Linked DNA regions of Homo sapiens: region 1 is linked to region 2. Evidence: chromatin loops called from intact Hi-C (ENCODE). Cell type or tissue: CD4-positive, alpha-beta T cell. All regions are shown on one strand. Links, peaks and the distances in the headings refer to the core of each region. The heading gives the core; the rest is flanking DNA.

Evidence for each region. Peaks named below come from ENCODE experiments on the same cell type or tissue, not always from the same donor. Only the 100,000 strongest peaks of a DNase experiment are listed, where the experiment ranks them.
Region 1: a loop joins it to region 2, with 1.9 times the contacts of the local background. A loop is called at or near these places in 15 of 110 quality-filtered maps.

Annotation. Positions count from the first base shown.
Region 1 is chr20:53,733,800-53,745,759 of GRCh38, reverse strand. LOC124904933 (a long non-coding RNA gene) reads right to left here and starts at 8,997. Exons shown (of 2, transcript XR_007067660.1): 1 at 6,902-8,997; 2 at 3,960-5,356. RefSeq lists silencers at 4,896-5,190, 11,444-11,644 and enhancers at 7,465-8,368, 8,369-9,272, 9,273-10,178. In CD4-positive, alpha-beta T cell, for the core only: no CTCF peak of the experiment used is centred there; a DNase peak (open chromatin) is centred at 5,229; H3K4me3 peaks cover 1,062 bases; H3K27ac peaks cover 858 bases.
Region 2 is chr20:53,852,807-53,864,766 of GRCh38, reverse strand. LOC124904934 (a long non-coding RNA gene) reads right to left here. Exons shown (of 4, transcript XR_007067664.1): 4 at 11,062-11,960. It overlaps LOC124904935 (a long non-coding RNA gene), which reads left to right. Exons shown (of 2, transcript XR_007067665.1): 2 at 281-1,190. Among named protein-coding and RNA genes, the nearest start is that of BCAS1-AS1, 57 kb to the left of the region's middle. In CD4-positive, alpha-beta T cell, for the core only: no CTCF peak of the experiment used is centred there; no DNase peak of the experiment used is centred there.

The DNA of each region.
Region 1 (11,960 bases), core at 2,246-7,245, 120 kb after region 2:
GGCGTAATCCCGGCTTACCACAACCTCCGCCTCCCGGGTTCAAGCTATTCTCCTGCCTCAGCCTCCTGAGTAGCTGAGATTACAGGCACGTGCCACCACACCCGGCTAATTTTTGTATTTTTAGTAGAGATGGGGTTTCACCATGTTGGCCAGGATGGTCTCAATCTCTTGACCTTGTGATCCACCCGACTTGGTCTCCCAAAGTGCTGGGATTACAGGTGTGAGCCATCATGCCTGGCCATTTTTTTGTATTTTTAGTAGAGATGAGGGTTCACCATGTTGGCCAGGCTGGTCTTGAACTCCTGACCTCAGATTACAGACGTGAGCCACCATGCCTGACCTGTACCTGATTTTATTACCAGTTTTCATCTGAATCCACTGGGGATTGGAACGATTTCGCTTTTGTTCCTTTTTTTTTTTTTTGAGACGGAGTCTTGCTCTGTAGCCCAGGCTGGAGTGCAGTGGCGCAATCTCGACTCACTGCAACCTCCACCTCCCGGGTCCCGGTTCAAGCAACTATCCTGCCTTAGCCTCCAAGTAGCTGGGATTACAGGCATGCACCACCATGCCCAGCTAATTTTTGTATTTTTAGTAGAGACAGGGTTTCACCATATTGGCCAGGCTGGTCTTGAACTCCTGACCCCATGATCCACCCACCTCAGTCTCCCAAAGTGTTGGGATTACAGGCGTGAGCCACTGCGCCCAGCCTGCTTTTGTTTCTTGGCAGGAATCGCTTAATCCTGAAAGTCTTGTGAGAAGACATGGCAAGAAGCAGAGTCAAGCGCACACCACGATGGCGGAGAAAGGAAGATAGAGGGGGCATGCTTCTGTTTTAAGACTACTATTCCACAATATTCCATTGGGTTGTTTGCAGATTAAATAAGGTAATACAACTAAGCAGTTAGCACAATACACAGCATGTACTCAGTGACTGGTAACTTACTGTTTCCAATCACAAATGAATGAGGAACACCTTGCTCCCCTGTCTGACAAAGGGAAAGAGAAAGAAAGATGTTAGGAAATCAGAGCCACATTTCATAGACCTGAGGACAAACCCTCAGGTAACCTTGGCACTTAGAAAGCAGCACCTAACGCATGCCTGTAGTCCCAGGTACTCAGGGAAGCTGAGAATCACTTGAACCCGGGAGGTAGAGTTTGCCGTGAGCTGAGATCGCGCCACTGCACTCCAGCCTGGGCGACAGAGCAAGACTGTCTCAAAAATAACAATAATAGAAAGTTTAAAAATAAAAAAAGAAAGCAGCACCTAAGACCCTCAAGCTTGGACAAGGGTTAAGTGACTCCTGAATTGGGAAAAGTCATAAAGAATCAACATATTTTCTCAACATACCACGATGTCTCCCACTTCAAGAAATGTGGCTCCAGCATGGGCAACATGGCAAAAACTCATCTCTACAAAAAAATACAAAAAGTAGTGGGGAATGGTGGCACGTGCCTGTAGTCCCAGCTACTTGGGAGGCTGAGGTGGGAGGATCACCTGAGCCTGGGAGATTGAGGATGCAGTGAGCCATGATCGCGCCACTGTATTCCCACCTGGGTGACAGAGAGAGATCCTGTCTCAAAAAAAGGAAGGAAGAAAGGCAGGCAGGCAGGCGGGAAGGGGGAGGGAGAGAGAGAGGGAGGGAGAGAGGGAGGGAGGGAAGGGAGGGAGGGAGGGAGGGAGGGAGGCTTTGCTGTTTCCTCTGCCTGGAACTCTCTTCAGGGGTCTAGATCTTCACCTCGTGGCTTGCGTTCATCATTCAAGCCTCTTCCTTAGCCTCTGCGGCCCCTATTGCTGCACCCAACTTTGATCACTTTCTGTCTCTTCTATCCCGTGTCGTTTCCTTCCTAGCATTCCTCCTCTTCACCTGAAAATATCCTGTTCATTGACTACAACTGAGTTACTATCTGTCTTGTTCACTCCCGGATTCCCAGAACACAGGGCAGTGCCTGGCACCTGGTATGCTCTGAAGTAGGTAAGAATTTGCCTGAATGAAAAGACGAACAATCGAACACAGGCCTCCTCTTAGAGGAAAAAAAAAGTATGGGATTTGAGGTCATTCAGCCATGTATTAGATGAGGCACCTGGTGTACCTGGGCCTCGTTCTTATCTAGAAAATGAAAATGACATCTGCCTTATAGAGTTATCAGGAAGGCTTGGCATAGAATATTCAGAACTCAGAGCAAGGGGCCTGGAATTTTGGAAACACAGAAGATATTATTTATTTTTATTTTTATATTTTATATTTTATTTTTTATTTTCGAGACAGAGTCTCACTCTTGTCGCCCAGGCTGGAGTGCAATGGCACGATCTTGGCTCACTGCAACCTCCACCACCTGGGTTCAAGCGATTCTCCCGCCTCAACCTCCCAAGTAGCTGGGATCACAGGCATGTGCCACCCCATGCCCAGCTAATTTTTATATTTTAGTAGAGACAGGTTTTGCCATGTTGGCCAGGCTGGTCTCAAACTCCTGACCTCAAGTGATCTGCCTGCCCCGGCCTCCCAAAGTGCTGGGATAATAGGTGTGAGCCACCATGCCCGGCCTTAAATTTTCTTTTTATAAATAGAGAAGGAGTCTCACTCTATTGACCAGGCTGGTCTCGAACTCCTGGCCTCAAGAAATCCTCCCATCTCAGCCGCCAAAGTGCTAGGATTACAGGCGTGAGCCAGTGTGCCCAGACAGAAGATACTATTATTAATCTTGTTCACTAACATTTTTAAAACCTGGATATGTTATGTGGCTACATTCATCGATCCTGGAAACCCATGAAAAATTAAGCCATATTAGAACACTGAAAACAGCAATTTAGCTCACATGGCAACACGAATCAATTTCCAAGAGCCAATCCCCAGTTTACCTATCTGTAAATATCACATTCAAACATGGAAGCTTCTTACTTTAACAATGTATTCTACTTGCAATTTTGCCAATAACATATATGTGAGGTGGGGTGATGTGCATGTCTGTAGTCCCAGCTACTCCAGAGGCTGAGGCAGGAGGATCACTTAAGCCCAGGAGGTCGAGGCTGTAGTGAGCCATGATTTTGCCACTGCACTCCAGCCTGGGCAACAGAGTGAGACCCTGTGTCAATAAATAAATAAATAAGTGCAAAATGCTTATCGGAATAAATAAATAAATAAAATAATATATATGAAAAATAATGTTTGTCTTCTGGAAAACCATTTTTTTCATTATTTTGGAAATTTCCCTAGCATATACTTTTGGTTTTTAGATAAGCATTTATATGTAGTTTCAATAAAGCTGATGAGGCAGAAAAGGTTTTTCCTTTGTTGTAAATTCAGGATATAAACATTTTCAAGTTTTGGCGGAAAAAAAGGAGAAAGGGGGAACACAAATTTTAAAAACTTTGTTTTGTTTTTAATTTTCCTGGACCCCTAATAGATTCAGTTATCTAATAACTATTATTACTTTTGACATTTTAGTTTTGTTTTTCCTGGTCAGCATCACATTTTTAAAATGAGGCATTTTTCTAGCCAGGCGTGGTGGCTCACACCTGTAATCCCAGCACTGTGGGAGGCCGCGGCTGGTGGATCACTTGAGGTCAGGAGTTCGAGACCAGCCTGGCCAACATGGAGAAACCCCATCTCTACCAAAAAGACAAAAATTAGCCGGGCGTGGTGGTACAGGCCTGTAGTCCCAGCTACTTGGGAGGCTGAGGCACAAGAATGGCTTGAACCTGGGAGGTGGAGATGCAGTGAGCTAAGATCACACCACTGCACTCCGGCCTGGGCTACAGAGGGAGACATCACCTCAAAAAAAAAAAAAAAAAAGGTATTTTTGGAGCAGGACATATGTGAGATTAAGAGCACGGGCTAGGATAATCTAGATCAAAAATCTGTAAAGGTTTTTGTAAAGAGTAAATTTTTGGGTTTCATGGGTCATACAGTGTCTGCTATTACAGCTGAAAAACAGCCACAGGCCATATATAAGCAAATAAGTCTAGGTTCCAATAAAACTTTATTTACAAAAACACATACTGAGCAGAATTTGGCCCTCAGGCGGTCATTGCTAACCCCTGATCTAGAATTATATTCTATCTCCATTTTCTAGCTGGGTGATCTGAGCCTCCACTCATCTATAAAACGGAGATAATAATTATACTACCTCATTAGATTCAGAGGGTGAAATGGATCTGTGTATAAAATACTTATTCCATGTAGGAGTTCAATAAACATTACCTGTTATTATCGTTTTCCTTTTTTTTACAGTAGGAAAATGAAGCAATCTGCCCAAGTCATGAAATTAGGAGGTGTCACACTCTACTGCACAGCCTCCAGAGGAGGTTTCCATTGCCCGATTTAATTTGATCTTAGCTTAGCTTTTGACTAAAAATGCCTTTTCCCTCTTTCCTAAGCAATTCCTTTCAAGGCAAAGTCATCAGAAAGAAAGAAGAAAAGAAAAAAAGAAAGAGAGAGAAAGAAAAAGAAAGAAAGAAGAAAGAAAAAGAAAGAAAGAAAGAAAGAAAGAAAGAAAGAAAGAAAGAAAGAAAGAAAAAGAAAGAGGGAGAGAGAAAAGGACAACGACAGAGATCTGTAAATGACCACAATTGATTAAACTCTTCGGGGAGAGAGATAATAACTCTGCCCTGCAAGTGTTTCTTCTGCCCAATCTCATCCCCTTTTTGGAGAAAGAAATTGTCCCCCAAGATTGTCCCATTTTGTCCTAAGGCTGGGGCTGGCCTGGAGAGAGCCTCTGAAGGCTTATCATGAAGCTACTTCCTTTAGGATACGGCACCATGATCACTGTGGCAAAACCCACCTTTATTTTCTCCATTAGGTAACATCACAGAGAAAAAAAAAGATCTCATGGGATTTTGCCTTTTTTTTCTTTTGGACATTTTTATTGTGTCTGGGTTTTCCACTCAAGTTTTTAGGATTTCTGGCATCAGACACTTGCCTTTGTCTCCCATTTCTTTGTGGTGATTGCCAAATGCCCACATACTATTTACACCTCCCATTCTCTCTAGGGTTTCTAATGCCTCTCTTTCTTATGACTAGCATTTCTTCCTAAACCTTTGCCTCTTTTTTCCTAAGCAGCAGGAGAGCTCCCAGAGTCTCAAGATAAACAGTAAACAAGATTGTGCATTTCAATGACAAATACAACAGGCAACCTATTTTTTCATCCCCACGTCATTTTTAACTTGGGGATGGTTACTTCTTCGGTTTTCCTTCTCTGAACATTGTCAGGCCCTGTTCCTCTTTCGTTTTGGTCTTGTTGCAATCTCTTCGTGAATTAATGTTTCAGTGAGTGTACTTGTGACAAGGCATATGGAGCGGGCCTCCTCTTTAACTCAAATTTCCTTCTTCCCAGGCACAACAGAAATTTGCTGTACACACTGCAAGACAAAGAACAAAAAGACCTCACTCGCTGAGCGAAAAGATCCAGTCGTATACATGATTTCACCGGGTTTCCAACTGTATAATGAAATCGAACTCCTCCCTCGGGAGGGGGTTCCCTCCCCCACCTACTGCACACACAAAATTCTACCCACTTCTTTCCAAGGACACACTTTGTTCTAAATCCCCAGTGGCTTTACTCCTGCACACAAAAAAAGAGCAGAAGTCTGCACCTAAGTTGTAAGCGTGAGCTGCGATCTTTCTCTGAGCCCAAGATGAAAGGAGTAGATGGAAAGGAATTACTCAGTGTGAAGTATGCATTTGTAATAAGCAGGCATGGGATGCTATGTAGTGATCTTGACATGGCTGATAGGGGATGAGGAGGTGAGGATGGGATAGACTTTTTCTTTTCATTTTCATGAATCTCTTACTCTCAAGCTGAAGGAGAGACTAAAAACCACAGGAAAGGGCACGAGTTTATTATCACAGATTTTTAATGGGTTAATAATGTTCTGCTTAAAACCCTCGTTTTAAAAAAAAAGTTAATTCGATCCATTTTTCTTTGGATTACAGCAACTTTAGGACAGGTGTGGTGTAATAGGAGTCGCTTTCAGAAAGGAGTGAGTGTGTTTGAGCAGAGAATCACTGGGTACACACCAGACTACTTATTGTAGCACTGTTTGTAGAAGCAAACACTGAAAGCCACCAAAAAGTCTGTGAAAAAGGGCAAGTGAAATACATTAAGGAATACCATTTAAAGAAATACTATGCCACCACTTAAAACATCAAGTTTTTCTAACACAGAGTGCTGTCCAAGAGATTTAAGTGGAAAATGCAAGCTGAAAGATACTTGTGTAAAGACAAAGAAAGGTGTGAGCGTTCGATATGCATATATGCTGATCTATGCGTGGACTATTTCTGGCATGAGACACTACAAACTGCTAATAGTCATTGTCTGCGGGGGAGGAGGGAGACCCACCCTTCCCCACAAGCCCTATAATTTGAATTTTCCCCAGGAGCATGTATGACATGGTTCCCCAAAATTTATAGCTCACTAGAAAAATACCTACATTGGAAATTGTCCATGATCGATACTCAAAGTGAAAAAAGCAAGTTGTATAACAGTGTCTATAAATATGATACCAGTGGTGTATTTAAAACAAAGCATGTGTATTTGTATATGTGCATTTTATGGAAAACGTCTGGAAAATATGTTTCACACTGTTAAAAAGTAGTTATTAGCTATCTCTGGTGAGATCATGAGCTGCGTGGGAGTGAGCAAAAGGAATGAGGAACTTCAACTCCTTTACCTTAATTTTATACTGTTTGAACGTTTTAAAGAGATTAGGTATGACTTCTATTTTAATTTTTAAAAACTAAACTGAGAAAATTATGTAAAGAAATGGTCACAGGAAATGGTCAAATACTGGCCCACGATACATGAGAAATGCGTGCCCTGTCTTTCCAGAGAAATCGAGCTCCCAAAAACGTTTGCGGTAAATCCCTGCTTTTTGGCTCCTCAATAATGGGATATTATACTGTACCTTATTGAGTACATTGGAGTTTTTTTCCCTTCCCTTAAATGCTATTTGCTGAAACTGCTCAAAAAGACTTTCCGAGGTGGCCCCGTTGGTGTCTTTGTTCCAGCCCGCCCGCCCCGAAAGGCAGGAGTCTCTCTGCCTTCAAGGAGCTGGAAACGCAGTCACAGCTCTCTCACTACAGAGGCCGGGCTTGTGGCAAACCAGGAGTCGTATTTGTGTTTACTTTCCTGCCTTGCGCAGTTGAGCTGCACTTGAGTGACTCCCATTAACAAGCATGAAGTTACTTAATGGCCTTGCCTGTCTGCTGTTTTCTGTTACGCTGCCATCCTGTGAACGGCCTTCTGTGTAAGTCACATTTGACAGTCTGCGTCTCAAATATGCTCTGAGAGTTGGAAAAGCCTCTCAGACAGCGTTTTCAAATGGGATCCCATGGAAATAGCCTCTTGCTTCTCAATTAGCTCGAAGAAGGCCCCCCACCCCCGTTACGTTTTCTTCTGCCTTAGGCATGTGTGAAAATGATGCGGGAAAAAGAGACACTTCGGAGATCATTTTCAAAGTCCTTATGTGAATCCTAGTTTCTAGGTGCTTACACTGCAATTCACCTACTGAAATAAACATATTTGGCAAATAGACATGATCTGCTTTCTGGGATTGATAGCAAACACTGAAGATCAAATAACAGCCCTAATCATTTCTGCATGTGCAGTTTTCAGGCGGTTCCCAGTCCTGTGACCGGGAACAAAGTTTACAGTTTATCAAACTTGCAGTAGTTCTGGGCTTTGCTCTCTTCTGGGCAGCGTTCTCTTGCTCCCGCGATGTTCTGTTTGAAGTCCTCTGCCCACTCCCCAAATTTTAACATGTAATTTATGACCTTATTATTTTATTCAGGAGGGAAGGATCAAGTGTGGAAGCCAAAATTATCCAAATAAGGATGGTGCTGGAACAACCTATGATCTGAAACTGGGGGGTGGGGGGCACGCCCCGTCTACCTCTGAGGCAGCTGGAATGTCTGCTAATTTTGATCACTTGAAAATATAATGGCTGCGTCTGCAGGTATTTCGGAGAGATCATTTAGATTCCTTTAAATGTAGGTGAAATGTTACAATAGAACAGGAATGGACTGTCTCTTGAGATGAAAAAGGGAACCACTGGCTATTGTCTGACCTCCCCAGTGCCTGATTGACTAGTAGAAATCACATCTCCATGGGAACAGATAAATGTCTGCTTTTCATGGCGTGAAATAACCAACTTAGCCCGCAAAGCCTCACCAACCTAGCACTTTATCTGGGCGGCTGTAAGCAGCCTCTCCCTTTTCATGTTCAGCCAAATTATCTGCCAGAATTTCTTTTCAAGTCTAGGGGAAGGGAAAAAAAAAAGGGAGTTTCCTCCCTCCATCCCCCCTCTGTATGGAGTTAATTACTGTATTTTCATCTGGGAGGGTGAAAAAATACACACGGAGCTGAAATAGCACATGAAACAACGGCTGACATGGGCTATCTGCCTGTTGTTGATTAGCTTTTGGTGATTTTTGTAAAAAGTATTGAGGTCTGCTGCTGTATTTGAGAAATGTCAGGAGGGTCAGGATGCAGCCTGAGAGGCAGGTCCTGGGGATGGTTGTTTTTTGTTTGTTTGTTTGTTTACTGTTGTGCCAGCATTTGGCTGTGTGACCTTAGAAAAGTGGACGCCAGCTCTGTTTTGTGATCTGAGAAAGGAAGGTAAGGGGAAGGATATTGTGATCCGAGAAAGGAAGGTAAGGGGAAGGATAAAAAAACAAATGCCGGAGAGTATCAGGTATCTGCCTCCCCTCCCCCTAGAAGCCCCAACATCTGCCATTTTAACTTTCTGATCACTGATCCAATGCTCTCTGCCAGCAAAATTAGAGAACAGCTCTCAGGAGAGCAGGGGCTTTCTCCGGTGGTTTCAGACACTTCAGCTTCTGTTCCTGGTTAAAAATACCACCGGAAGCAGCATTTTCTGATGATATTACAACACTTCCAGTCCAGCTTCTGAATCAGAGGAAAAAAAGAAATGAAAGGGGAAAAAAATAAAAAGAAAAGAATGCAGGTGAAATATACAGAGATATTTATCCATCCACCTATTTTTCAACACACGAAGTTGAGCTCTTAGGAGGAAAATGTCTTAGCCTGTTTGGTTCTAAAACTGGGCACAAGAATGTGTGCGGGTTCTTTATTTTATTGGAATCCATTTGCCCGTTCCTATTATTCCCTGCTTTGTCCTTGGAGCTATTTGCTCCTTTGTCTTTCTCCTCTTCCTCAGCACCTCCACCCACCCACCCACCCAACAAGTCTGAGCAGGAAAAGTGTAAAGCCCAGTGAACTGCAAACCTACTAGGCATTTTTCAAAAGAGTCCAGGTTAAAGATACCTGCAGGGAATTTGTCCATGAAGCAATCAAGTCTCAACTCCAGCTCTTCCGTGGACGTGATTCCTAAATATCAAAACCCCAGCGGTCTTTATCTGGACCAGCTGCTTCTGATGTCGGGAAGGAATGTGGCACATCAAGTGTGTGAACACTGCCTCTATTGTATCCAAACAGGCTGATTGAAGCCTGGATAATTGGCATGTAACCTTCTCTATTAATAGTGCAGACAGATATGTGAATTAGCTGAATCCCTTCAACATATGCCATGCATTAGCTAAAGGGGCTTACAATTCTCTTAACATCTCAGCTATTACACCAATAATTAGGCTTTAGAACTTGATAACTTTGGGGGAAAATCAATAAATAATGGGGAAGTTGAGCACTACCTCTGAATAAGAAGTGACTGTAATATTATCGTTCAGTCCAGCACTGAGAGTGGTCATCATTGATTATTTGGGAGCTTGAAGGTTTGGGGCTTTTGGAGAGAGACAGAGAGAGAGAGAGAGAGAGACACAGAGAGAGAGAATGTGTGTGTGTGTTGCTGAAGCTAAGTTTCTGGAGGAGATTATTAAATTTCAGGAGTCTTTGTTTGCCTTCTAGAGCCATGGAGGTATATAAATAGCAGAGTAATACACTTATGTCCTGTTTGACTATCTTGTAAAGGAACCTGCCCTGCCGTGGTTTGAAATACTGGAGAGGCTATTTAGAGCTGTGCATTGCTAAATACCTGGTTAGTCTCACATCAATTCCTAAGGCTAAAGGAAATACCATAGGCTGATGATTAAGAGCATAAACTGCAGCCAGACCGCCGGGGTTTAAGCACAGCTCTCCGACATACTAGCATGTGACCTTGGGTAACTTGTCTACCTCTCTGTGTCTCAGTTTCATCATCTGGAAAACGGAGAGATAATAATTCTTAGCCCACTGGCACACTGTCATTGTAAGGATTATTAAGTTATTACTTACAAAATGTTCAGAACAGTATTGGAGTATAAATAAGTACTTTTCCTTTTTTTTTTTTTTTTTTTTTTTTGAGGCGAAGTATTGCTCTTGTTGCCCAGGCTGGAGTGCAGTGGCACAATCTCAGTTCACTGCAACCTCCACCTCCCGGGTTCAAGTGATTCTCCTGCCTCTGCCTCCCGAGTAACTGGGATTACAGGTACCTGCCACCACGCCCGGCTAATTTTTGTATTTTTAGTAGAGATGACGTTTCACCACGTTAGCCAGGCTGGTCTCAAACTCCTGACCTCAAGTGATCCTCCCACCTTGGCCTTCTAAAGTGCTGGGATTACAGGCATGAGCCACTGCGCCTGGCCTACTTGTCCCTTTTCATTGAATAAATATGCATTGAAAGTGTTTTTCAAACTGCAGGTTGTGACCTGTCAGTAGGTGGTAAGATCAATTTAGTGGGTCATGGCTATTACTTTTAGTTGGAATGGAATTAGAATAGAATAGAATAGAATGACATATAGGTAGGATAAGTACTATTTTGTGAAACTTTTTGCTGTGTGTGTGTGTATTTGTGTGTCGTATGTGTATATAGTAGTTAACAATGTAAAAGTATTTCTTTTAATGGATGAAGCTAGAAAATTTTTAAAAACTTGCAATGAAATAATTTAAAATCTGGAAACAAGCTAAATACATAAATAGATTGGTTAAATTATCTTATATCCACACAATGAATTATCAGGCAATTATTAATAAGAAAGAGATCAACTTCCAAGTGCTTATGTGTACCGGTCTCCCAGAAATATTATTCTGTAAAAACAGAAGGCATTGCAGAGTGTATTTATTACAATTCAAAAGGAAATTTTCTTTGGGGTGTGTTTGCTTTAAGAACATTGAAACTCATTCTGCTGGCTGAGAGACCTTGTGCTAAGTGGAGTCTGATCTTCCCTGAGGATCACTTGCTCAGTGATTGGCGCCCCCATCCATCCAGTTGAGTGAGCCCAAAGCCTTGAAGTCATTGTTGACATGGCTCTGTATCTCACTCACCATAGGGATCCAAAATCCTTTCATTCAGCTTCATCTTTACCCTTAACACCTATTCCAAGCTTCTGTCATCTCTCTCCCGGACAACCACATCAACTGCTAACTCATCTCCCTGCAGCCTCCTAAGCAGTCCCCCTCGCCCAAGCCTCTTAACTGGTCTGCCTTGCACACACTCTTGTTTCCTTCCCTTCCATATCCCCACCTTAGCCAGACCAACATCCTCCGCTCTCCCTTCCTTGTTTAAATTCTTGCCATGCTTCCTTGCTGCTCTTGGGACAAAGACCAAAATCCTACTGTGGCCTTTGTGTTAATTTCCTACAGATGTCATAGCCAAGTACAACAAACTGGGTGACTTAAAACAACAGAAATTTATTTCCTAACAGTTCTGGGGGCTAGAAGTCCAGAATCAAGGTGTCGGGAGAGCCACCTTCTTCTGGAGGGGAGACTCTTTCCTTGCCTCGACCTACTTGGCAATCGATCCTTGACATTCTTCGCAGCTGGTTCACTCTAATGTATTCCTCTGTTGTTACATGGCCTTCTCCCTGTGGATCTGTGTCTTCTTTTTTTTTTTGAAGCGGAGTCTCAATCTGTCCCCCAGGCTGGAGTGCAGTGGCGTGATGTCGGCTCACTGCAAGCTCCGCCTCCCAGGTTCACGCCATTCTCCTGCCTCAGCCTCCCGAGCAGATGGG
Region 2 (11,960 bases), core at 4,151-9,150:
TGCAATATTTGCAGTTATTTCTGTCAGAACGCTTTTCCTCAGTCACGATCCTCTCCTCCCTCTTTATCTATAAATACGCATATACTGTAGATATTTATAGACTAATAGGTATATAAAATCCTTTATGCAAGTTGTAATTGACTGTGTAATTATTGAATAAACAGTGGATGAAAGGATAATGGTAGGTTCTGAAAGCCAGCTTTAATTCACGTTTTATTTTATATTCATTAAACTGTTTACTTACTTGTCTACATTCTCCTCTCTGTTGATTATTTTCCAGGCATGCATTTCCCTCGAGCAATGATCAGGCTGAGAAAGTGATTTCATTTACATTGCAAAGGAGACAGAAAAACAAACAGAAAACCCAGAGGCCACGACTTCCCGGGAGTGCTCCAGAGTGTGTGTATTGCTAGTAGAAGCTATGTGCACCTCCACACCCCGGAACTATTTTTGAAGCTTTGATGTAGAAACGCACAATACCTACAGCGACCTTAAATTTCTGTAAAACAAATATAGCATGCATTGATGCAATTGCCATATATTTATAGAATTCAACAATTGCCTTCCACCAACTTTATCAAATATCTGCTGCATGGGGGCGGTGCTAGGACAGAAACATAAACAGCTCTGATTGGTCCATTATGCAGACGAAGCACATGCTTCAAGGACCAGAAAAGCAGAGAGAACACCGTGCTCCTGCCTTACTGGCCAAATGATGCAACAAGAAAATTCAGGAAAGTTAATTTAAGTTTCAACATACAGATTTTTTTGTCCCTTGGAAGACACAGTTTTAAGTTTTAGTTGAGTTTTGTTTTCATTTTTATTTGGGTACAGGTCTTGGGATAGTTCGGATTTGTGTTCAGAAAATTTTTACTCCTCCACACTTTGGAGGAATACCCTTCCCTGACTTAGGGATGTTGGACTTGGCCATGTGACTATTGGCCAGTAAGATGTTAGCAAGCATGATGCCATCAAGGTCACTGTGGATTTGCACAGTGGGCCTGGCTCTCCTGCACTTCCAACATTGCCTTGAGATGCATACACATGCCTGCGTCCAAGGAAGATGGAAGACACCTGGAGCAAACTTGGACTCAGCCCATAACTTGAAGCCCAGCCCGGACCACCCCAGGTCATCTAAACCCCAGCTAATTTGCAAATGTTTATGTGAGAATAAATAATTACCATTTTAAGCCACTGAGTCTTGGAGTGATTTTTTGCATTATTGTGGCAACAGCTGAGTAATGTAGGCCTCATAATATTTATAGGTTTTACTCTGGCCATGGCATACTAATACAGATCCTGGGGGAGTCTTGGGGGGAGGGGGGATTAATTTTAAAAAATAATTCAAACTCTTGCATTACTGATTCGACTTTGTTTTGTAAGTCAAGGTGAATCATTGCCTTTCATGTGATAAATGAAATTAGACGCCCATAGTGTTTCAGTACAGCAGCATATGATTAAAGAGCAAGAGAGATATGAGATACTTATTTTTTCATCTAGATAAAACCTTCATTCCACTACTGCTTCATTCAGAAAAAAAAAGTTTCACTTGTTAAAGGGATACTCATTCAGCTCTTTTGTGCTGGACCTTGAAGATACAGTTTTGAGTATTAATAACTAACTCTTCTCTAACGCTTATGATGAGCCAGGCATTGTTCTTAGTGGTTTATCTGCATCAACTCATTTAACCTTCAGAACTTAATGCAATCGTTACTATGACTGCGCCCATTCTCAGATGAGAAAACTGAGAAGCTGAGAGGGGAAATGACTTACTCGAGCTTCCATGACTTATAAGTAACAGAGCCGGGATTCAAATCCAGGCCATCTGACATCGGAGTACATGTTTTTTACCTATCGTGATAAGACATGTAGTTTCTATTGACAGGGAGTTTACAGAGTAAAGAGGACAACAACTTTAAACAAGAAGATCAATCAATCATTAGAAACCATGGGCAGGACCATCATGGAAAAGAGCAGGAAACTATGGTGAAGAGTAACAGGAAGGTTCAGGCGCAGTGGCTCACACATGTAATCCCAGCACTTTGGGAGGCCAAGTCCAGCAAATCACTTGAGGTCAGGAGTTTGAGACCAGCCTGGTCAACATGGTGAAACCCCATCTCTCAAGTACCCAGGGACACAAACACTGCGGAAGGCCGCAGGGTCCTCTGCCTAGGAAAACCAGAGACCTTTGTTCACTTGTTTATCTGCTGACCTTCCCTCCACTATTGTCCTATGACCCTGCCAAATCCCCCTCTGCGAGAAACACCCAAGAATGATCAATAAAAAATAAATAAATAAATAAGTAAAAAAAATAAAAATAAAAATACAGAAATTATCCGGGGCATGGCAGCGAGTGCCTGTAATCCCAGCTACTTGGGAGGCTGAGGCAGGAGAATCACTGGAACCTGGGAGGAAGAGGTTGCAGTGAGCCAAGATCACACCACTGCACTACAACCTGGGTGACAGATTCTGTCTCAAAAAAAAAAAAAAAGAAGAACAGGGAGGACCTGTTGTAGATAGGCGTTCAGAGAAGTCTTTTCTTATTAGGTGATATTGTCTGAAGAATGAATGGGATCAGAAGGAAAACTAGCTAGGAAAGAGAAGAATGTTCCAGGCAGAAGGAATAGCAGGGAGGTAAGTCTTGAGGCAGTCTACAGGTTGGTATGTACTCAGGACTGAAAAATGGTCATTGCTTCAGTGAGGCCGAAGGGGTGAGTATATCTTTTACTTATTGCCATAGGAGGGTAGCTGGTCAGCAAATTTTTTGTAAAGAGCCAAATAGCAAATCCTTTAGGTTTTGTAGGCCACGTAGCCTCTAATGCAATTACTGAACTCAGACAGCGTGACACAAAAGCATCCATGTAGAATAAGCATAGCTGTGTTCCAGTAAAACAGTATATGCAGACACTGAAATGTACCTTTCAGTGTTGCAGTTCCACAAACAGCAAGCATGTGTGTGAGAACACACAGGATGGTCACGGTTAGTGCATTTCCAACAAATCCGGTGGCCTTTCATGAATTTTTTTTTTTTTTTGAGACAAAGTCTCACTTTGTCCCCCATGCTGGAGTGCAGTGGCATGATCTCAGCTCACTGCAACCTCCTTCTGCCGGGTTTGAGCAACTCTCAGCCTCGGCCTCTCAAATAGCTGGGGTTATAAGTGTGTGCCACCACATCCAGCTACTTTTTGTATTTTTAGTAGAGATGGGGTTTCACCATGTTGGCCAGGCTGGTCTCCAACTTCTGGCCTCAGCTGATCTCTCTGCCTCAGCTTCCCAAAGTGCTGGGATTATAGGTGTGAGCCCCTGTGCCCAGCCGCCTCTCATAATGTTTGATGCACCTTGACCTTTAACTCTCAGTGAGTTCTCTGTTGAAACAGAACACAGGTCACACCATTAAGAACAAGACGGAATTTTGAGTAAAAGTAATGAATAAGCGATTGGGTTATCCAATCATCCTATTATTAAAGAGGAGTAAATGATAGAATCACCCAGAAAAATGAAGTAAAGTTCTTGTTGACTTGACATGATGTATTGGCATCGACAAAGATAACATAAAGCACATGCTCCATCTTTACACAGAGGATGGGGACAACAAGACTGGTTAATGAGTGTCATCCTTCAAAGAGCATTAAGATTAATTGCTGCGCAAGAAAACTCGAATTGCCCTGAAATCTTGGAGGTCATGTAAGAAAGAAATGTGATATATGTTTTCTCAAATTTAACACAATAATCCTAAAATTTTACAATACCTGACCAGTAATAAGTGGTGAAGCCAAAAGAAACTTTTCAAAACTGACAATAGTAATTAAAAAAAATTTTTGTTGATCAATCGTGTCAGGCACAGTGGCTCACACCTGCAATCCCAACACTTTGGGAGGATCACTTGAGGCCAGGAGTTCAGGACCAGCACGCGCAATATAACAAGATCTCGTCTCTACCAAAAAAAAAAAATTGAATTAGTCAAGTGTGGTGGCTAATACTTGTGGTCCCAGCTACTCTAGAGGCTGAGGCAGGAGGATCACCCGAGCCCAGGAGTTTGACAATGCAGTTAGCATATGATCACTCCATGGCATTCCAGCCTGGGCGACAGAGTGAGACCCTGTCTCTAAAATTAAATTAAATTATATTAAAAATTCTGATCAGTCATGATGGAGGAAAGACTAAATCCTCCTTCTCATAGTCACTCTCTATAAAATAATAACCCAGTATTGTTAAAAGATAATTAAAGAGTTTGTAGCTAAAACATACAGGACAAAAGTATCATAGCAGGTGCCTGTAATCCCAGCTACTCGGGAGGCTGAGGCAGGAGAATCACTTGAACCCGGGAGGCGGAGTTTACACTGAGCCGAGATCGAGACACTGCACTCCAGCCTGGGCTACAGAGCAAGACTGTGTTTCAAAAAAAAGTCAAGCAGTTGGTTAATTTTTAAAAGATGCTATTTTGGGAGGATTTTATGATATTAGTAATTTTTTTCAGCTTTAAAATTTTTACAATTTGTTGTACTTTCTTCTTTTATTCTAAATAAACGTTAACTTTCCTAACTAATTTTGTGTTCTTTTTCTTTTGGGAAGCCCCCAATTGTATAAGGTTGAAGACCTATAAACAGGAACCACTTCCATTAAAGCACTGACTATATGAGCCAAGCATATTTAGATGCTAGAAATCATTGAACGAAACAGTTGGAGGTGGTTTTAAAATAGGTCCACAAATTCTCTGGCACTCCTGTCTCCAAAAGGCAGAGGTTATTTCCCTTCCCCTTGAGTGTAGGCGGAGTCCAGAGACTTGTTTCTAAGGAACAGAAGGTTGTGGGGGCGACACTGGGTGACATCCAAGACTAATCATAAAAGGCACTGGAGTTTCCTCCTTGCTGTTCCTCTTAGGAACCCAGCTGCTGCGACATGAGAACTCAAGCTTCCCTATGGGAAGGTCTGCATAGTGAGGAACAGAGGCCTCCAGCCAACAGCCACGTGCGTGAGCCTGCTCAGAAGCATGTTATCCAACTCCAGTCAAGCTTTTAGGTGCCTACAGCCCAGAACAACATCTTGACTGCATCTTGACTATTCACAAGAGGCCCTGAGCCAGAACCATCCATCCAAACTGCTGTAGGATTGCTGACCTCAGAAACCGTGAGCTAAGAAATGTCCATTATTTTTCTAGCTGGCCCTTGAGACAATATTTTATTTTAATAAATAGAAAAAAAAAGTTTTTAAATGTCCATATTTTAAGCGAGTACGTTTAGGGAAAATTTGTTACACAGCAAGAGATAATTAATATACTTACAAAAGTTCCAGTTTTATGATTCTTATATTCTGAAGTTTATTAAATAGACAACGAATAAATGGCTTTTGAGAATGGTGAACAGTAAAAACTTTAAGAAATGCACCAAATTATCCTACCACTTGACCCAGCAATCCCACTACTGGGTATCTACCCAGAGGAAAAGAAGTCATGATACCAAAATTAGCCGGGCATGGTGATAGGACACCTGTAATCCCAGCTACTTGGGAGGCTGAGACAGGAGAATCGCTTGAACCTGGGGCGGAGGTTGCAGTGAGCTGAGATTGAGCCACTGCACTCCAGCCTGGGCAACAGAGCAAGACTCTGTCTCAAAGAAAAAAAAGGAAAAGAAGTCATTATACAAAAAAGATACATGCACACACGTTTATAGCAGCTCAATTCGCAACTGCAAAACTGTGGAACCAACCCAAATGCCCATTAATTAATGAGTGGATAAAGAAACTGTGGCATGTATACATATATACACACACATATATACGTGGTATACATATCAATATATATCATATATCCATGTATCATATATATCTATATATCATATATCAATATATATCATATGTATCATATATATCTATATATCATGTATATCAATATATATCTCATATATATGATAGAATACTACTCAGCCATAAAAAGAAATGAATTAATGGCATTTGCAGCAACCTGGATGAGATTGGAGACTATTATTCTAAGTGAAGTAAGTCAGGAATGGAAAACCAAACATTGTATGTTCTCACTCATAAGTGGGAGCTAAGCTATGAGGATGCAAAGGCATAAGAATGACACAATGGACTTTGGAGACTCAGGGAGCGAGGGTGGGAAGCGGGTGAGGGATAAAAGAATACAAACTGGGTTCTGTGTATACTGCTCTGGTGATGGGTGCACCAAAATCTCACAAATCACCACTCGAGAACTTACTCATGTAACCAAACACCACCTGTTACCCAAAAAAAACCTATGGAAATAAAAAAATTAAAAAAAATAAATGTATCAAATTATCTTTACGTATGTATTCATTTATCAAATATTTATTCAGCAGCACCATATGTTTATCTACTTTTAGGCACTGAGCTGGGCTAATTGACAAGAAAGACATAAACCCGCCCCTCATGGAGGGGAGCTATTAGAGAACTATTAGATAATCAATGTCACAAAGTCAGTGAATTAAGTGATCAGAAATTAAAACCCCCAAATCTATGCTCTCAGTCATGTTATAATATTGTCATCCAGTATGGCAGAAAATCAGGTTTTTGCCCTGCGTCTAACACTCACTCCCTGCAGAACACTGGAATCAGGGCTGAGTTTCCCTGTTCCAGTTCAAACAGCCCGATTATGAAAATGCCAATCATTGTAAGTATGAAGTGCTTGTTACAGTCCGGCACAGTGCCAAGCCCTTTATAAGCATTATCTCAGTTCATCCTCACGACAGCTCCCTGTTCCTCGGCCACTTCCACTCTGGAGCCCCTCCCAGGCTCCCTTGCAACTTGGCCTTATGGCACAATTCAGGCCAGTGAAGCCCGAACAGAAGAGACGGCTGGAAAGTTTCTGGGCAGGGGTTTGTTGTCTTGCAAATGATTAGATGTCAGTGGTTCTACTTGTTTCTCTTTTCCCTGCCATAAAAGTGAACTGGGTTAGGCATCCTGTGACCATAAGGAAAGACTAGGTGAACCACAAAGCACTGACATTCTTGAGCTACAGAAGCACATTGCTACCTCTGCATCCTTTAAAGTGAGGAAAAATTGTAACCTCTTTGTTTCAGCCTCTGTTGGCTTTTTGTTATGGTGGTTACTACTTACAGCTGAAAGCCTTCCCAACTTATCTAATGAAATTGAGACAGAGAACTATTAGATAATCAGTGTCACAAAGTCAATGAACTGAGGGATCAGAAATTAAAACCTCCAAATCTACACTCTCAGCCATGGTATAATATTGGTCATTATGGTTTCCACAAGTAAGCAAACACACACACACAAAACTATAGCAAATATAAGCAAATATATTTATCTAGTTTCCTTGATATGATCCAAATAGACTAACAAGGCTTTTTGATATTGCCTCAAACTATGGGATATTAAATTTTCATTCCATTTTTAACAAGTACTTAATTGGACATTTCTGGGAAGTCCTGGGAAGCTAAGAAATTCATTAATATTGATGATGGTGTTGGAAATATGTTAACTATGGATATGTCATTTAGAAGAGCTAATTAAATAGAAATTCTACTTTTTGAGGGTCCTTCCAACAAAGTATTTATGGAGCACCTACAATGTACCTGGTAATTTATTTCTATCATATTACTTAGTCTCTCTACTAGCCGGCAAACTGAGCCATGTGCTCCATTTTAGAGATGGGAAAACTGCAGCTCACAGAGAGGTTAAGTAGCTTGCCCAGATGGTCCAGCTTGTGGTAGAATCAGAATTGAACTCAGTTCAGTTCAGCAGTTCAGAGCCTGGACCACTGCATGTTATAGGGAGAGAGTGGTAAAATGTTCCCATATATGATACAAATATGTGACAGTAGGATAAGCGATATTAGATATGACAACAACTATGACAGTTTATACATGAGTGAATGAAGTTTGGGTAATGCTCTGGTGATGGTTATTGGAGTAAAACAAATATGAAGCAATTCCTGCTCCAGCACCATCTGGCTGTGACCTCAGTTAGGCAAGTTTCATAATCGCCCTGAGCCTCAATTTCTTCCTCTGTAAAATGGGGGCAATACTAATATCAATCTCACAGGGTTGTTCTGAGCATTCAATGGGACAAGGCTGTCCAGCCCTTTAAAAATATTAACAGTTATTCATTTAATATTTTTCCACACTTTGAAACCACCTTTGCAAAAATTACAATGGAGAAAACTGTATCAGTGAACAAGATCTGATCTAACTGACTCCATCTTGCTTTTAACCTCCAAGCTGTCCTTGTTCATTCCTGGGTGGATACCAAACTAACTTTGGGAGGAACTTAGTTGATAGTTTCACTTTGAAAGAAAGACTGTAACAAAAACCCTCTTCCTGACTGGGACTACACTGCCTTTGCAGGACTAACAAATTAGCTACAAAATTAAAAATTATGGTTTAGAAGCTGTGCAGCTGGAGGCTGCGAGGTTCTGAACCTCCCCAAATTGCTTCTGGGGATAACACTGCTATTGTAAAAGCGAAGATCAGTGCTTGAGATATTTTCAGACCCTGTACTCAGTGAATCCGCTAGCACAGCCCTGGATAGACTGGCTCATTTGGTCCTATGGCTCCTACCTAGAAACTGACTCAGTACAAGAGGACCCCCTCGACTCCCTAGGATTTCATCTCCGGCCTGACCAATCAGCACTCCCCGTCTTTCAACCTCCTACCCACCAAATTATCCGTAAAAACCCCGATCCCTGAGTTTTCGGGGAGACTGATTTGAGTAACAACAAAACTCTGGCCTCCTGTACAGCCAGCTCTGCATGAATTAAACTCTTTCTGTATTGAAATTCCCGTTTTGATAAATCAGGTCTGTCTAGGCAATGAGGAAGGAGAACCCATTGGGCAGTTACAACTTCCTCCCTATGTGCAAAGGAATCAGTTTCCTTTGTTTTGATCTGGGTATTCTCCCTTGACAACTACATACACTATCAGTAGTGGAAGAAGAAATACGTAATCATCAAAAGAGCAAATAATCTCTGCAAAAGCCATGTCTGAACTTTGCTAAGAACAATCTGTCAGTTTTTCACACCTGTGGCAAGTACAAAATGAAAAGAGAACAGGCCGGGCGCAGTGGCTCACGCCTGTAATCCCAGCACTTTGGAAGGGCAAGGCGGGCAGATCACCTGAGATCGGGAGTTCGAAACCAGCATGGCCAACATGGCAAAACCCTGTCTCTACTAAAAAATACAAAAATTAGCCAGGCATGGTGGCTCACGCCTGTAATCCCAGGTACTCGGAAGGCTGAGGCAGAAGAATCGCTTGAACCTGGGAGACAGAGGTTGCAGTGAGCTGAGATCATGCCACTGCACTCCAGCCTGGGTGACAGAGTGAGACTCCATCTAAAAAAAAAGAAAGAAAAAAAGAAAGAAAAGAGAGCACAGTGAAATCATCTGAAAAGGAGAACAGAGGGTTTTGCTGTCCTGGCTTGGAGCTTCCTTTTGCTCCCCTCACACTATCCGCTGCAATTTTTTTTCCTTCTTGCTCTCACTGATCTCTCTTCTCTATCTCTTTCTGCAGTTATACCAGCACTTGTTTCTGTCTTTTTTTTTTTCTTTCTCTTTTTTTTTTTTATTGATCATTCTTGGGTGTTTCTCGCAGAGGGGGATTTGGCAGGGTCACAGGACAATAGTGGAGGGAAGGTCAGCAGTTAAGTGACCAAAGGTCTCTGGTTTTCCTAGGCAGAGGACCCTGCGGCCTTCCGCAGTGTTTGTGTCCCTGGGTACTTGAGATTAGGGAGTGGTGATGACTCTTAACGAGCATGCTGCCTTCAAGCATCTGTTTAACAAAGCACATCTTGCACCACCCTTAATCCATTCAACCCTGAGTGGACACAGCACATGTTTCAGAGAGCACAGGGTTGGGGGTAAGGTCACAGATCAACAGAATCCCAAGGCAGAAGAATTTTTCTTAGTACAGAACAAAATGAAAAGTCTCCCATGTCTACCTCTTTCTACACAGACATGGCAACCATCCGATTTCTCAATCTTTTCCCCACCTTTCCCCCCTTTCTATTCCACAAAACCACCATTGTCATCATGGCCCGTTCTCAATGAGCTGTTGAGTACACCTCCCAGATGGGGTGGTGGCCGGGCAGAGGGGCTCCTCACTTCCCAGTAGGGGCGGCCGGGCAGAGGCGCCCCTCACCTCCCGGACAGGGCGGCTGGCCGGGCGGGGGGCTGACCCCCACCTCCCTCCCAGACGGGGTGGCTGCCGGGTGGAGACGCTCCTCACTTCCCAGACGGAGTGGCTGCCGGGCGGAGGGGCTCCTCACTTCCCAGACGGAGTGGCTGCCGGGCGGAGGGTCTCCTCACTTCTCAGACGAGGCGGCCGGGCAGAGACGCTCCTCACATCCCAGACGGGGCGGCAGGGCAGAGGCGCTCCCCACATCTCAGACGATGGGCGGCCTGGCAGAGACACTCCTCACTTCCTAGATGGGATGGCGGCCGGGCAGAGACGCTCCTCACTTTCCAGACTGGGCAGCCAGGCAGAGGCTCCTCACATCCCAGACGATGGGCGGCCAGGCAGAGACGCTCCTCACTTCCCAGACGGGGTGGCCGCCGGGCAGAGGCTGCAATCTCCGCACTTTGCGGGGCCAAGGCAGGCGGCTGGGAGGTGGAGGTTGTAGCCGAGATCACGCCACTGCACTCCAGCCTGGGCACCATTGAGCACTGAGTGAACGCGACTCCGTCTGCCATCCCGGCACCTCGGGAGGCCGAGGCTGGCGGATCACTCGCGGTTAGGAGCTGGAGACCAGCCCGGCCAACACAGCGAAACCCCGTCTCCACCAAAAAAATACGAAAACCAGGCAGTCGTGGCGGCGCGCGCCTGCAATCGCAGGCACTCGGCAGGCTGAGGCAGGAGAATCAGGCAGGGAGGTTGCAGTGAGCCGAGATGGCAGCAGTACAGTCCAGCTTTGGCTCGGCATCAGGGGGAGACCGTGGAAAGAGAGGGAGGGGGAGACCGTGGAAAGAGAGGGAGAGGGAGACCGTGGGGAGAGGGAGACCGTGGGGAGAGGGAGAGGGAGAGGAGGAGCCTTTCCAATTTTCTTTCTTTCTTTCCTTCCTTCCTTCCTTCCTTCCTTCCTTCCTTCCTTCCTTCCTTCCTTCCTTCCTTCCTTCCTCCCTCCCTCCCTCCCTCCTCCCTTCCCCTCCCTCCCTCCTCCCTTCCCCTCCCCTCCCCTCCCCTCCCCTCTTGTTTCTGTCTTAATAGATCCCTGACCTCTCCCATGAAAAGTGGTTTCCTGGTTTAGAAGAGAAAGATCAAGCACAACTGAGAATTTTCCATTTTCAAAAAAAAGGCCTTGTGGTAGGCAGAATTCTAGCCCAGCCCCATGGTCCCCACCCTATCCCCATGTCCCTGTAGTGTAGGCCCTTGAGTGTGGGCTGGACCTAGTGACTTCCTAACAAATAGAATAGAGCAAAGGGGATGGGATGTCATTTCCACGATTGGGTTGCAAAAGATTGTGACTTTCGTCTTGCTAGCAGACTCTCTCTGTGGCCTTCTCAGCTTGCACACTTCGATGAAGTAAGTTGCCATCTGGAATGCCCCAGGTGGCAAGGAATGGAGGGTGGCCTCTGACCAATAGTGAGAAAAGATCTCAGGTCCTCAATCTAACAGCCCTCAGGGAACTGAATCCTCCCAATAACCGCCTGAGCCTGGACACAGCTTCTTCCCATGTAGAGTCTTTACATGAAATCCCAGCATAGGCTGACATCTTGAATGCCGATTTGTCTGAGACCCTGAAGCAAGGGCTGATTCTGACAAACAGAAACTATGAGACAATAAATATGTCTTATTATAAGATGCTAAATGTTTAGATAACTTGTGACACAGCAAATACAAACCCAGATAGTCAATCAATAATGAATAGAGAGGAAGAAAGGAAAGAGCTGGATCAGGAGGTGGCATCTCTGGATTCCAGCCACACTTTGCACCTTCTATTCAGATGATCTTAGGAAAAGCACTTCCTTTCTCTGT